Regions from separate parts of the Mus musculus genome. Here region 2 is linked to region 1. Evidence: chromatin loops called from intact Hi-C (ENCODE). Cell type or tissue: left cerebral cortex. All regions are shown on one strand. Links, peaks and the distances in the headings refer to the core of each region. The heading gives the core; the rest is flanking DNA.

Region 1 (7,863 bases), core at 1,861-6,860:
TGACAGCAGACACCAAGGAGGAGAGTGAACAGCCAGGGAAAGTGGTCCAGGATCTCAACCCCTCTGCGGCATCATGCAGTGGTCACAGCTCTGCACAGGTCAGGAGAAAGCCTGCACACAGGGAACACGCACTCATCATGATAGCCTGCGTACACAGTGCAGCCTGCCGGAAAGGCGAAATGTGTATGCTCATGTGTGCTTAGGAGAATCTGTTTTCAAATTAATGAAGAGGACAGGAGGCATGATCATGGACAAAGTTCTGCTCTCAACTCCATCAGCCAGTAGCTGGGTCCTTAGGCAAGGTTCTCTCCTCCCTGGGTTCCAGCCTCCCCACGTGTAAGAGGAGGCAGGTGCAATGAGAACTTCTGGCTCCTCCTCACTCTGCACTCCCACCTCAACAGGCCTCTGAGACCTAGAAAATCTGTTTATGAAGAGCCTGCAGTTCACTCTCCACAGACAGCAGGCAAGCGGGAGTAGGCACAATTCAATACAACCTGCTCCACCTTCTACCTCATTACAGGCTTCTCTCAGCAGCCACCCCCGACTGATCAATAGTCCTCTTTTATCGCTGAGCTTCGATGTTCTGCTGGATCTTTGGTAGGTCTGTCTTCCCCCTGACCAACGGCTGCAACCCTGTTTCAGCTAAGCCATTACGTGACATCAAAATGCCCAATACTTTCTCTCATCATTAATCACTAATCTGAGATTCCACTGAAGTACCGTGGGCGGAGAAACCAGTGAAAGACAACCTGATAAACTCAAGAGCTGCAAAGAAAACAGCCTTCCAACAGTCCATACTAGAGTGCTGATACAGAGGGACGATTAGTTAAAGTCCAGTGGAATCCCAGCTGGGAAGCCCTCTGGCCACCTCTCAATTCTGGGCATTAACACAATAAGCATGTGAATGACATCAAGCAACTTGTTCAATGATCAATCCTACCTGCTTTTGGAAAGCAGGTATTTTGCTGTTTTGGATCCTTCTGGGGTCAGTTAGTACTGCAAGGCTAATGGGAAGGCCAGGACTGAGGTGGATGGTGTGTCTACACAAGGCTAACAATATTTTGCTGAGCATGGTAGTAGCACCTGTAATGCTAGCACATGGGAGGCTGAAGCAGGAGGATCATGGATTCCCAGCCAATTTGAGCTACACAGCTAGACTCCACCTAAAACAACAAAAACAAAAACCAAAATCAAGGGGTCAGGGTGATTGGATTAGTCAGTAAAGTACGTGTCACAAAACCACAGTGACCTGTGTTCCAGGCACAGCAGCCTATACCTATAACCGCAGCGCTGGAGAGGTGGAGATCGGCAGATCCCTGCAGCTCACTGGCCAGCCAGTCTGGACAAATAAGCTTCCAGGTGACATCTTGTCTCAAACGGTGGAGAGTAAGTGAAGATGATAACCAACATTTTTTCCTGTAACCCTGACTTGTGCACACAAACACACACCCCAAGGGGGCAAGGGGAGGGAGGGCACTTGCAACCCGGCCATACACACACCAAAAAATAAAGATAAGAGCTCCGTGGCTATTTACTAACCTCCAGGACAAGGATAACCCACTGTGTGTCTATCCGCCAGCCTGTATGGAGCTGGGATCCTAAGCTCACTCTGGAACTCTATGGAAAAGAAACCGGCTCTGAACAAGTCAGGTGAAAAGGCCAATGGCTGACTCCGAAAAGGCAAAAGAAGGCTCAGAACTCAGGCTCCATCTCCTAATTCCAGCTTCTCTCCAGCTACAAAAGACTCAGATCAAAACCACCCACTTCCCTCAGGATGACTGGGAGGAAAAGACAAAGGAAGAGGTGATTTGTAAGTGAGACTCCTGGTACCTGCTAAGCAGGAACTGTGATTTCCCAGTGCTGAGGAGGAGACCTGGGGAACAAATGGCAGCTGCTGGAGGCATAATTTTTGCTATCGGTGACGGCTAACTGTGGTGGAACAGGGCTGTGCTCTAGCCTACTGAGAATATGCTACACTGTGGAAGTGTGGGTGACAAACTGTTCTCATTTTGCTTTATTGAATTCTAAGCCTTATTCTCCAAGGAACCAAAGATCTTGGGAACACTGAGGCAGCTTTGCAAAATTTAAGACAAACTTGCTTCCTGGTAACATGTTTGTTTGGCATATCAAAAATAAACAGCTTCTATTTACTGAGAACTATACCAGCCACGCTGCCTCATTTAATCCTGTTGTTTTTTGGTTTTTTGTTTGTTTGTTTTTTTGGGTTTTTTAATATAGGTGATACCCAGACACGGAGGCACATGCCTTTAATCCCAGCACTCAAAAATCAGCAGCAGCAGACCTGTGAGTTCCAGGCCAGCCTGGTCTACATAGAATTCCAAGGCAGTCAGGACTACAAGGTAAGACCTTGGGGTTGTTTGTTTTTAAAAGATGGTAATGATAACGTAAGAATATTTCTAGAGATGGTGAACTAGAGGTAGTCCTGTTAGATGATCTCCATTTGAAAGATAAAAGCCAAGGCTTAAAGAGGTTAATTAACTGGACCAAGGTCACACAGCTAGCTCTCAGCAGGACTGGGGTTCAAATGCAGACCATCTGACCCACAGTCTGCATTCATCTGCCATGCTAAACATTAAAGCTACTTCACAGGTTTCCCATTCTTTCCTCCCACAGTACTGACGAGCTATTTTGAACCTCTGCATTCCCTGATGCAGTCATTTTTATATAGAAAAAATTCTCTATCGTGTTCAACCTTATACATTCAATCCCCCAACTGAAAAACAGTGGCAGCCACTGAAAGCACAGAAAGAGACTGGTCACCAATTTTACCCCCAGAATTAAGGAGGCTATTTATTCACTATGACCTACCCCAACCAGTCTTTCTGAAATGGAGAGGGAGTGGCTGCTGCATCTACCTCTATATGACCTCCATGCCTGAAGAAGAGCATTGTCTGTCAGCATACAAAGGAAATGGACCCTTATCTACCGTGACAACAGCACCACAGCACCACATCTGGGAAGCCACCTGAGTGGCAAAGCCTTGCAGGGCTACAGCTTGAGGTGATGGTGGAAACACGAGGACAAAAAGAAGGCTCTTAAGGACACAGCCCTCCTCCTCTGGGAAGCCTCTGTCCCACAGTGGGACTGTTTGGCTCAGGATCCCACACCTTGCTGATGCCACCCCATGTGGCAGCACTGTGTGGCACTGGGTGCCGGGACCTCAAACCTTTGGAGCTCCCTCTGGAATGCAAGCTCCCCAAGCTTCACTGGGCCTCTTCCTACCCAGACTGAGTCAGTCACTCACACAGGCACAGGCCTTCTCCTCCTGGAAGGAGTTGGCTCACAAGCTCATGCGGTCTAGGGGGAGAGAATCTTTCATCTCGCAGCACTTTCATCTCTGAGAAAGAGCCCCAAGGCTTCTTTCAAGTCACTGAGCAGCTGACAGCCCTGACTAAAATGTAAAGTTGGGCTGGGAGGAAGGGAGGGCGGGCGGGCGGGCGGGCGGGCAGAGGAGGAAGCAGAGGATTGTGTGATAGCTGAACATCTGGCCAGAAGTTCAGTCGACACAAGAAATGTCAATCAGAGCTCCAGGGCTAACAGGTAGCTACATAAAGGAGCTGAAGCGGAAGACTGGATGGGCTCCTCTGAAGGGACAAGACTGGGCCTACAGCCACACCTAGTAAAAAGTTGGGAACAAGCCAGGCGTGGTGGTGCACGCCTTTAATCCCAGCACTCGGGAGGCAGAGGCAGGCAGATTTCTGAGTTCGAGGCCAGCCTGGTCTACAAAGTGAGTTCCAGGACAGCCAGGACTATACAGAAAAACCCTGTCTCAAAAAACCAAAAAAAAAAAAAAAAAGTTAGGAACAGTGAGGCCCAAGAAATAGCTGACAGAAAAGGGCACAGGCATTCTTCAACGATGTGGGTTTTTTAAACCAGTACTCTTCAAACTCTGACACAGGAACCAAAGAACTATGACAATTAAATGCAGGAACCTCCACAGAACACTGAACTAAAAAAATGGAGCATTAGTGAGAGAGCCGGCAGCAGGTGCGAGCACATGCACACACACACACTTTTTTAAAGAGTTAAATTAGGTAAATTAGGGACTGGGAGATGGGTCATTGATTAAGGATACTGCAGCTCTTCCAGAGAAATCTAATTCCCGGCACCCATATAGCAGATCATAACTGTCTGTAATTCCATTCCCAGGGTATCTGATGCCCTCTTCTGGACTCTGAGTGCACTGCACCCAGAAGGTTCACATATGTGCAGCAAAACAGCCACACACATAAAATAACTAATTTAAAATAAATAAATAAATAAATAAATAAACAAATAAACAAATAAACTAATAAATAAGAGCCAGGTGGTGGTGGCGCACACCTTTGATCCCAGTGCCCAGGAGGCAGAGGCAGGTGAATCTCTTGAGTTCCAGGTCAGCCTAATCTACAAAGTGAGTTCCAGGACAGCCAAGGCTACAAAGAAAAACCCTGTCTTGAAAAACAAATGTACAAAAATGTAAGAGAAAAACTGTTCAGAAGGTGATGTGACAACCGTCCTCGGAAGGGAAAGGAAGGGCACCATCCCAGCCAGCAAGCGAGGCAGAGGAGGGTGAGCTTCCAAAAGAAGGAAACTCCACAGCACACATATCCCGTCCCCACCGTTAATCTGCACTTGACTAGCCCCAGCCCCCACCCCCCACCCCACCCCCAAGGCTGGTAAGATGGCTCTGCAGTTAAAAGCACTTGCTGCTCTTCCAGAGGACCTGGATTCAGCTCCCAGCACCCACTTGGCAGTTCACAACCATCTGTAACTCCAGGTTTCAGGAAATTTAATGCCCTCCTCTGGCCTCTTTGGCCACAAAGCATGCACATGGTACACATATGTACAACACAGAAAAACACTTACACTTATAAAATAGCAATAAATAAATCTTTAGAAGCAACATGGAAACACACCTTTGGGTGTATCTGTGTGGGAGTTTTTGACCCAGGAGGGAAGACCTTCCCTGAATACCAGCCCATGGACTAGGTTCCAGAAATAAGTGAAAAGAAAATTCCAGCTGATCACCAGTTGATCATCTCTGCTTCCTGATTGTGGATGCAATGTGACCAGGCCCTCACATGCTGGCTGCCATGTGATCCCTACCACAATGGAACGATAGTGACTAGAATGAGGGATGCCCCCCAAAGGCTCCAGTGTCTGAACACTTGGTCCCCAGTTGGTACCGCTGTTTAGGAAGGTTCTGAACTCTTTAGAAGGCAGAGCCTTGCTGCAGGAAGCCCATCACTGAGGGCGGGCATTGAAGGTTTATAGCCTGGCAGCACTTCCTATGTGCCCATGTGCACAGGAAATGTGACCTCTCTGCTCCCTGACTGCCTGCCCGGCAGCCTCATGCTCCGGCTGCATCCCTTCCCCACCGGGGAGGACTCTATATTCTGGAACTGTGAGCCAGACGAAACCTTTTCTTAAGTTGCTTTTTGTCAGGATTCAATCACAGCAACAGGAGAGTAACTAATATAAATTGTATTCCCTGTGACCAAAACACTGTGACCAAAACAAACCTTTGCACTCTTTACTTGCTTTCTGTCAAGTATTTGATCTTAGCATTAAAAAAATTAATACACAAGCCGTTCCCAAACAACTATTACTGGACACTGAGGATGGTAAGACATGCTGCTAGATGCTGGCTGCCTCCCTGAATTTACAGGAGGCACAGGAGCATACTGTATATTCTGTGATAAGAATGAGCGGGAGGAAAGACAGATGAGGAAGTCATGGCGAGAAGAAATGAACTTACAGGAGAAAAAACATGGAGAGAGGAAATAAATGGGGAAGGAACACCAGTGGAACTTGCTCTTTACCTGTTATTTATAGCCAGCTTGCTAACAAAATTAACCTGGGAAAGCATGAAGCTGTCATGCAAAAAGCAGTCTCTTTCAGTATGATCAGAATAATATTCTCAGGGTTAGAACATAACATGAAGCTGCCACAAAAATGAAGGATGCATTTTGAACTCAAGAGTTCAGACTTTCAATAATGTGCCTTACACGCCCAAGAACAACAAAAACAAAAACTGAAAAGGCTCAATTACAAACTGTTTTAACAGGGGGAAGCAGGTAGCAAGAAGTACAAATGATACACATGTACAAGAAAAATACACTCACTCAATAACTCTGAGCTAGCGCTTTATGTGCCTACTAGATAAATGGCAGAAATGTAAGTCACTACAAGCAGTACTATCAGGATGCAGTAAACAGGAGTGCATGGAGCTGAATGAAGGGGTGGCCCCACATGAGCGCTGGCCGCATTGTCCCTGCAGCTAAAGGGACCCCACTCTCTCTGGCTACTCCCCCAATTCCCTGAACACCCATCACACAACTTTGCTCCTAACAGTTGGCAACTGACCCCTCCCAGCCTCCTCTGCCACCCACAGACTCTTCCATCAGGGCTGGGATTCTAAGCCCTCTCTTTTCTCAATGACCCAACTGAATCCACGCCCTCTGATCCAGCACCTCCTTGAGCTTATCCAACTGCTCCTTACACAGTGCTCCCAGGATACTTACACACAGTGAGGTGTTTAAATGCCCACCTCACATCTCAGATCATGAATTCTTCAAGCCCAGATCAGGTCGCAATGATTTTAACACATGTGACCCTTACCTCAGGAAATAGCACAAAGTAATTATGAGTGACAAGGGGAGAGAGAAATGCCACTTGAACAAAGAAGCTCCACACAATATACCTCCAAGAACAAAAACCTGAATACTACCGAAATATCCAACTGAGGAGAAATAATGGAGGGGAAAATGGTCTATTATTCAAACAAAAGCTCACATACGTTAGAGAACAGCATGAAAGCTATGTAGAAAAGAAATGCATGCTTAAAATAAACAACACAAAAGAACCCATATGCAATACTTACAGGTACCCAAGCTGGGAGAATATGAAAACAAAAAAATAGTCCTTAGATACGGGTGATGGTTTTTCCTCGCCTCAAAATCTTTCATACTATTTTTGACAGTTGATTATCATTATCATTAAAATTTATTTCAAAAGTAAGAAATGGGAGAGGTGCAAAACAGAGATTGGTAGAAGCCCCTCCAATCCAAGAAAATGCTGATATTACCCACATCTGACAGGGGGAGTGGGTGTCTGCAATATCACCCAAGCCAAGGGTCTCTGACCCCAATCTGTCTCAAAGAGAATTTCTCTGGTGGTGCAAAGCCAGCCGTTCCCACCGAGCCAATCTGAACTAAATGTGAATTCTTTATTGCAAAACTTCAGAGGTAAAAGAACTTTCTCCCAGACATCTGTGGAATGAGTATTAATGAGAGTGCCCTGGAGTTCAGCTCTGCGCCTATGCGGCAGAAACTTCTCTGCCAAGCCACTGCTGGGCACACCTCTTGATGAGATGTCTAAGCCTGAAGGCATCAAAAAGTGCATTTCCATATTGGGAACATAACTGGTTTCCTCTTTAAGACTTTCCCCACCACCTCCTGTCCACATTGTAATTCTCCTGTCTTCTCAAATGAATTGTTAACATCTGTCAAGGGTAGAAGGCATGCACTGAGGCGCTCTTCTGCCTATTACCAGAAGAACCAATCTCAGCAGAAAATTGCAATCTTCCCACTGACTTGCCCCAAAAAATGAAATTTAATAAGCATGCTAAAAAAATTGTTAAACTTTTAATAAACACTTCCTATTGCTGTATGATAGTTCTTCTTGCTCACCTTAGACCCTGAGTTTCAGAATGGAAAGAACCAGAAGTTGTACTGTCTGACCTCCTCACTTTACAACTAACGGGAAGAACGATGTGCAGAGAGGGAAAGTGACACCCAGATAAGTGCTGATAAAGGCTGGATTAGAACCCCAATCTCTCAGGTCTCCAGCCCCAACTTC
Region 2 (7,863 bases), core at 1,962-6,961, 170 kb before region 1:
ACCCGGGAAGGCCAGAGACACTTTTTTTTTTCAGAACATGAGCTACAGTCAAAGCCAGGAGCCCCTCCTCCAGAGCACCCCATTGCTTCTTCCTGGCAATGCAGAGCACCTCAGAGCAGCAATCACTCACTGGACTGAGAGCCAGGCCAAGCTGGGGGCTCTGTCTGCACTAGGGAGACGTTAATAATTGAAGGTGGTGGGCTGGGTTGGGGGCTGCCTGCTGCAGTGGGTTTTCGAGGCTTCTCTGTCTAGATCACTCCTCCTCAGGAAGCCAAAGCAAGCTCAGTACTCGGTGATTCCCACTCTCCATCCCTAGCAGGTAGGGGTGACTGTTGGAGGCAGGGCTTCCCCGTCTCCAGATGCCAAGAGCTGCCTAGGAGTTCATTAAAATGCAGATGGGGGCGGGGACCGAGGCGTAGCTCAGCGGGACAGTTCTTACCCGGCAAGTACAAGGCCCTGGGCTTGATCCCCCCCCCCCCTGCACGACTGAAAGAAGGGAGCAGAGATGGCTCAGCAGGTAAAGGTGTTTGCTGCCAAGTCTGACAAACTGAGTTCAAACCCCAGGACTCATACAGTGGCGAGAGAGAACCAATTCCTGCATGTTTCCTCTGACCTCCACATGTGCACCTCCACAAAATAAACAAATGGAAAAAAAGAAGAAAAGGAAGGAAGGAAGGAAGGAAGGAAGGAAGGAAGGAAGGAAGGAAGGAAGGAAGGAAGGAGGGAGGGAGGGAGGGAGGGAGGGAGGGGCAGGCAGGCCTATGGGGGCATATACATTATCACAAATAACCTGGTGGGCTCAGACTAGGGCCTATAAATGTCTTCACAAAGCTTCTGCCTTCCTGTCCACACCCAGAAAAAGCACAGGAAGCTTAGATATGGACTCCAGTAAGATCTGCCTCCTTCCAGAGCTTCTGGTCCCTCTTGGTGAAACATGCGGCCTTAACGGTTCCCCGGGGAACCCCCCCTGGAGTTAGGGCTCTGCAGAGAAAGAAGTTCATTACAGGACTAGGCTGAGTCTGCCCAGAGGCTGGCCTCGAGATGATAGATCCAGAGTCACTGGCACCCCTTATTCTGATGTGGTCCTCCAGGTTCTGCACAGGCACAGTGACCTTGGGTGAGTCGTTTGGTGAGCTCTCCAAACGCAGTTTTCTTGAGTATCTATCTAATGCCAGCCTGCATGAGTTCACAGTGGGGAGAGGTCTGGGCACTTAGAACACACAGTCAGCATTCCATACACTGTAGGTCCATCCCCTCCCACCCCTGCTAGGGGCATAGCCATGAGCTGCCCTTTTCTTGTGAGGAAAGCCAGAGCAGCTGCCATTGCGATGTAGGAGGTGTGAGTCTCCCCATCCTGTCTCTGAGTGCTGGGGTTCGGGTGCCTTCTGAGAGCCAGGCACCATCCATTCTGCAAGCTTTGGCGATGCTTCCTCTGAAGGCGGTTGAGTGGACGTTGGGGGAGGGGGGTGTTGGGGAGTAAACAGACATCCTTGCTGGCTGACCTGCCTGGTCACAGACACTCCGTGTGACAACCCCAGGGACAGACAGGTGCAAGGCAATAGCTGGTGGCTGGGCAGGATCAGGTGGAGCTGCAGCCGTGAGCTGACACCAAGCTAAGCAGTTGAGGTTTGTGGGTTCATCCCTAGGACTCCCTGCTCCGAGCCCCAACCCTTTCTCCTAAACCCATAGACACCATCCTGACCTGGCCTTATTCCCTGAATCAGCTGAGGACATGCGGAGCCCAGGAATAATGAAACGATCAGGCTCCAATCTGCTAAACAGCAATTTCGGGGCTTTTTCAGCACACACAGCTTTTATCAAATTGGTATTCTCCTCCTGAACACAAATGGCTTATTAGACATGACCCACTTATTCGCCGCGTCTCACTATCATTAATAACTGTTTCTTTTTGTGATTAAGTGAGTGGCTCCAGACCCTTCCTGTGGTGACAGGGTGCTGGACCCAGCAGAGGGGCAGCTGTGGGGCTCCTTAGCAGCCAGTGCTTGGTGACTTTGAGCCTGGCAATGTCGAGAGGGTGGACGGGCCCCTGCAGAGCAGTGGGGCCATCTCTTGAGGGACAGAGCAGAGGAGGTCCCAAGGGGTGACCCATTTACCCAGAGACAGTCAAGAGGAGATCAGATTCTCAGAAACTGGTCCTGTCCCCTTTGCATCCAGCACCTCCCTGAATCCCCAATTCAGGGGTTGGTCCAGAGTGGGGATGAGAAGATCAGTAGGGCTGTGCCCCTCTCAGCGCAGCTGGCACCAGGGGGCAGGAGGAGACTGTCACACAAAGGAAAGAGCCTGCTTACTCAAGAATGACCCAAATTCGGAGGGTCTGGTGCCCCAAAGACAATGACCATAGGCCTCAGAGTTCTATGTTTGTACCTCAAGGGATCTCAAACTCAGAAAGGCAAGTCCTTCTTGAAGAGGCCTCCTAGTATAAGTTTTGACAGTGCCAAGGAACTGAGCTGGACAGGCAGACGGGAGGGGAGAGAAGGGAGGAATTCCCAGTTTCCCCTGAATGAGAAAAAAAAATGTGACAGGGAGAGAAATGACCTGGACAAAGTGCTGCTTCTCGCCTGACAGACCCTGGAGCCAGTCTTGGCTCAGCCGCTCTCTCACTGTGTGACCTTGGGCAACTCCCTTCACCTCTCTGAGACTTGATTTCTCCTCTGTGAATAGAGCATCAAAATAGTCCTTTCCCTGTTTTCTACCTTTCCTGCCAGGCCAGCAGAAATCATGATGGACATCAAGGTATGTGAGAGGTTTTTGTCCAACATAGCGAGGAGGTGAGGTGTATGTAGATACGGGGATCTGGGCTTCCCTTAGGCACAGGAATTCTGAGCATGGCTTTGAAAACCCCTCCCTCTGGAGCAACCCCAATCGTGCAGCACACCTGTAAAAGGCCTTGCCTGGGTTTCCAGGCTCTGGCGCACACCTTTAACTCACTCCCATCAAAAGAAATCATCCTGTTCTCAGCCCTTTGTTCAAACCTCTCCCAGCCTGGGCACACAGAGCACAGCACGTGTGCTGTAGCCTCTGATGAGGGAAGGGATGGACGGAAGCAGGGTCACCTCTGGTTTCAACCACCCCTGCCCCATCACACAGCATGGCTCAGGGGCAGGGAGCCTCCACAGCTGCCTGCCCCACACCACCCAACTCTGCTGCCAACTTGGGCTCCTGTGGGGAGGAAAGGCGCTTCAGACACTCGTGCAGGCAGCACTTGCTTTCTCCTTGCTCCCACAATGCTGGAGTTCAACATTTCAGTCCTCTAGGGGCAAGGTTGAGATGGGGTCCCCGAGATGGGGGTGTCCTGTAGGATTCAAGGGGTTCATGATCCCCCCAGGGACAAACACCCTACATTCCTCTTTACTCCTGGCCTCTAGCTGAAAGAATAGACCTCAACTACTCCAGTGTATCCCAGCTCTCCGTCCCTACCTTCTTATCCCCAGACTGTCCCTACCCCTGGATGCCACCCACCCACATGGATGGCAAAGGAAGCTGCCACCCAGGCTAGCAGGTCTTAAGCAACAGCATCTGGCGCCCCTCAGGACCATTCCCGGCCGTGGAAGGGATGGATCCTGATGAAGAGGATGCAGGAGCAGTTTCAGCGTTAAACCCACAAAGGAGAAAGGAATCGGGGCAGAGAGAAGTGGGTGGGCAAAGTGTGTGCACAAGTGCGTGCGTGCATGTGTATCCGTGTCTGCAGGCAGACAGGCAAGAGTTGTGGCGAAGCGAAGCGTGTGTGCCCGAGTGCCAGCTGGCAGGGTGAGCCACCAGCCAGTGTCTGATTCGTGTGCGTAGTGGGCACAAGTATATTTACCAGCGAGGAGAGGCTCAGAGGGGATGTGCAGAGTTGTGAGTGTGGGATGCAGTGAGCGTGGCTGAGTGTGTCCGCGGTTGGAGACATCTGTATGGTCGCAGAGGTGTGTGTATCCGTGTGAGTGTGTACGCGCGTGGAGGGGGTCTTCTGCGAGCTGGGGCCAGAGCGAGTGTGCTCTTGGGAACCCCTTCTCGCAGAGCTGGCCCCGATAGGAGACAGGGTGGGTCCCCAGTCCCAGCAGAGGGCGCCCCGGAACTCTGGGCCATAGCATCAGTCGGCGCAGGTTCGAGCACCGCGACCGCCAAGTTGGAGCGGCTGCGACCGGGGTGGGGTTCAGTGGGGGGAAGTCCGTGGGGGCTGCGCGCAAACTCACCGTGTCCGGAGACGTGGTTGTCCCAGGGCGCATGGCCTGCGGGTCGCGTGGCGCCGCCGAGTTGCAGGAAAAGTGCCAGGTAGTGGAGGGCGCCCAGCGCCGCGGCCAGCGGGGCCCCCATGCTGCGCGCTCCGGCCGGGGGCGCCGCCGCCTCACATCGGGGCTCCGCAGCCCGCAAAGCCCGCGCCCGCCGTACCCTGCCCGGCGCCGCCGCCGCCCTCTCCTGCTGGCCCCGGCCCGGCCCCGGCTGCAGGCAGCGAGCGCACGCCCAGCCCGCCGCCTCCGACTGCGGGACTCTTCGCTTGCGCGGAAGGCCACTCCGCGCCGCCGCGCACCCGCCCTCCCCCTCGCTCCCCGCCCTGAGCCGGCGGCGGCGGAGGGATCCGCAGCTTGATTTATCATCAAAGTTTTGCCCAGGCTGGGATTTTTAAAGCGGTACTCGCAACTGGCCTCCCGCGCGGGAGCGGGGGTGGGGCAGGCCCGGGGGTGGAAGGCCACCTGGGGACCTAACCCCCCGCAGGGCGGAACACTAGGGTGTTGGGAGTCGAAATCCGATCGTTGGGGATAAACATCCGACCTGCCACCAGACCCGTGCGCTGGAGGGGCCGCTCAACTTTGCCAGCTGGGTAGTGTTGGGGCCAGGGCCAGGCGAGGTGCAGGACAGGTGAATAGGGGTGGGGGGCGCACCCGGGATGAGACATAGGTGAACTAGTTTAAGATCTGGCAGCTTTGGGGTCCCCGTGTGATCACGCGTAGTTTCTCCTGTCCTCGAGTTCTTCGTCTGAAAAATGGGGACAGACGCCACCACCAGAAGCAGTGTGTGTCGGGGGTTGGGGGGGGGGGGGTCTTTGGAGTTAGGTGGGTAAAGTGGGGAACATCGTGGCGCCCACACAATGTAGTTATCATTGTGGTTCCTGTCTCTGGGACTCAGCAGTTAGTGGGGCTCCTAGCTTAGAGGTGTTGGGGTTCTACACAGTGAACTGGATCGCCCCCTTCTGGACTGTAAGGCTCTCCCTAGATGAAAGGTCTAGATGGAGTGTGTGTGTGTGTGTGTGTGTGTGTGTGTGTGTGTCTGTGTGTGTAAACCATGAAGACTCTTTCATTCCCAAGAGTGGCAGTCCAATTCTGATTCCTTCCTTGACTCTTTAACTGAGGCTTTTGTGACAGGAAAAGAGGGTTGGGGGGTTATTTTAAAGAAAAGCCTATTTCATAAGGCTGCCTTCTCCGAGGTCTTGAGAAGATCCGGAGCAAGGTTTCGGACCCCGGGAAGGATTCTTCCTACCCTCATTTCTCCTCTGCCTTCGCCGGCAGGCATTGTTTCAGCATTGCGGACAGCACCCTTTTCGTTTCATCCTTTAAGAACCGCGGACAGCGCCTCGGGGGTGATTAGATGCGAGGGTTCAGCACCGTGGACAGATCCCCGCTCCACACACACAGCACCGCAGGGATCCAGCTTCCAGCACGGCTCACAGTACCTAAAGTTTGAGAGATCTAAAAAGCGGAGTGACACACCGTGCTTGCTGTCTTTATTCTGTCTCCCTATGCCCCTTTCAGATATTATGGTGGATAGTATACTGTTGTCACCAGGATCAACTCAAGTTTCCCTCCCTGCTAGGTGTTGCATGTTAGAGGCACAGTTTCAGCACCACGGACAGCTCCTCTTCAGCATCAGCCAGCTGTGCAGAGGCTCTTTAAACTCCTATCCAAGATCTTTCCAGAACACTGTGGTGGCAGAACCGGGGATCGGACCCGAGTGTTCTCCTCTTCAAACGCAGATTGGAAGTAAATAAATACATTTCAAAATATGAAGAGGGGCAGACAGAGAGACAGAGACTGAGTGAGACTGGAGGGAAGGGCACAGCAAAGGGACAAGAAGTCTCAGGTCCTTCCAGAACAGCCTCTAGGTACTATATCTGTCCTATCATTGTCAGGAAACTGAGGCTCAGAAAGGCTGAACTTGCTGCTTAAAGCAGGGCAATGCTAAAAGTGTGTTGGTCCAGGAAGTAGAGACCAGACTCTCAGGCATATATCTGAGCAGCCTTAACTCAGCCCTCCTTGTTACAGCTTTGGAAGGTAAGAACCAGGGAGGGCTTTCCTGAACAAGGTCCAAGTCCTCTGTCTCTCATCTCAGGACTCTCCCATTGCACCCACCTGCTCCACTTGTATCCCCCATACCAGTACAGTTTACACACCATATTCATATCCGTGACTCCTGAGGCAGGGGAACCTGAGATGTCTCCATCTCCCACCCCCACCCCCTTTAATTAAAGTTTCTAAATTGCTGCCTGAGGTTTGGATAAAGAGAATGACCTACAACTTTAGTAATGGCCATTGAGACTCCTGGCCCATCACTGGAGTGGCCCAGACTACACTGGGTTCCACCATTTACACTCCTGACCCCTGAGACTAATATCCTCCTTTCACAGTCAAGGAGACTGAAGCTCAGGGAGATGGAGTCACTTGTGCAAAGTGCATGCGTGAGTAGCAGAGCCAGATGCGGTGACTCTCCAGGCTATATGCTTTCCTTGTGTAATTGTTTCTTGTCTGCATCCCTGATCCAAATGCAAAGCACAGAGTCTGAAACGACTGAGTTGGGTGAGGCAGAGAGTACCCACACACTGTCCCCAGAAAGTCTCCAGGAATCTACCGGGGCAGAGCATTCTAATCACTCACAGAGCTCTGGAATGCTCCAGGAGAGAGTAAGTCTCCTGTCCCTGGAGGCAACTAAGCAAGCATCCAGCAGTCATGTGGATGGTGTGAGGCAAATATCACTGCTATTTCCCCTACACAAATGAGGCTTGGAAGGTGAGCAAATCCTTTAGCTGGGAAAGAAGCTCATCTCAAAGTTGCTCCAAGCAGGGGACCTTGTGTTCTCACTGCCAAGTCTGCAGAGCTCACTAGAGAGTCCCCACCCTCCCCTTGACTCTGGGAGGCCACCCCCCCTTCCCTCCTTGAAAGGTGTCACTTGAGCACTGTGGCTCTGTCAGTGGTAACAGCCGTAAGATTTGTCCTTTTAATCCAGAATCAATAACAAATTTCATTTAAAAATAAATTAAACTAGGCATTGGAAATCATTCACCGTGCGGGCCAGGGCCCTATAGAGCACCGTCTAAATGGCTTCCTCTCGCTCATCTATCAATGTCACGAGGGGGGAAATACCTGAGCTGCCTGATTCATGGGGAAACGACTTAAATGTATCAGGACCTAACAATGAGCAATGTAAGCCAGAGCCGCACCTTGCACACACCAATAACATGGGAGCGAGGCTTCATGAAAGCTTATCGAGACCCCACGGTCACTGGCTTTGAGGGAGCCCATTTGTAAGGGGGAACAATGGCTTTAGGATACAGCTGCCTAATTTCTAGAATGCATTACTGAGCTCAGAGGAGCAATGGAATTCTATTAAAGCCTTATCTGCCATGAGAGGGTATGAAACCGGCAGGGAAATCCAGACTTGGCACTAGCATGCCTAAGACAGCACCAGGGCTGACCTGGGAGGTGAGTAAAACAGCCCAGAGGTGGGGGTGGGGCAGGCGGGGCCCTGGGTGTGTGGAGATATGTGCATTAATAGAACTCCAGTTGCCAGCGATTACGTTTACATCAGCGAATAAAACTTGGCAATAAAACATCAGAGCTGCGTCTCCGACAGCACCTCCATTTATAGCCT

The links. A loop is a pair of places that touch in the nucleus more often than their neighbours do. Peaks named below come from ENCODE experiments on the same cell type or tissue, not always from the same donor. Only the 100,000 strongest peaks of a DNase experiment are listed, where the experiment ranks them.
Region 2: a loop joins it to region 1, with 2.1 times the contacts of the local background. A loop is called at or near these places in 4 of 42 quality-filtered maps.

The regions. Positions count from the first base shown.
Region 1 is chr2:157,742,250-157,750,112 of GRCm38, reverse strand. The region is part of intron 1 of Ctnnbl1 (catenin, beta like 1); the gene reads right to left. Among named protein-coding and RNA genes, the nearest start is that of Ctnnbl1, 8.8 kb to the right of the region's middle. In left cerebral cortex, for the core only: a CTCF peak has its summit at 4,198 (motif pointing left); DNase peaks (open chromatin) are centred at 1,938, 2,629 and 3,145; H3K27ac peaks cover 1,557 bases.
Region 2 is chr2:157,911,265-157,919,127 of GRCm38, reverse strand. Vstm2l (V-set and transmembrane domain containing 2-like) reads right to left here and starts at 4,475. Exons shown (of 4, transcript NM_198627.2): 1 at 4,197-4,475. The coding sequence starts at 4,317. In left cerebral cortex, for the core only: CTCF peaks have their summits at 4,062 (motif pointing right) and 5,177 (motif pointing left); DNase peaks (open chromatin) are centred at 4,596, 5,198, 5,620, 5,808 and 3 more places; H3K4me3 peaks cover 2,030 bases; H3K27ac peaks cover 812 bases.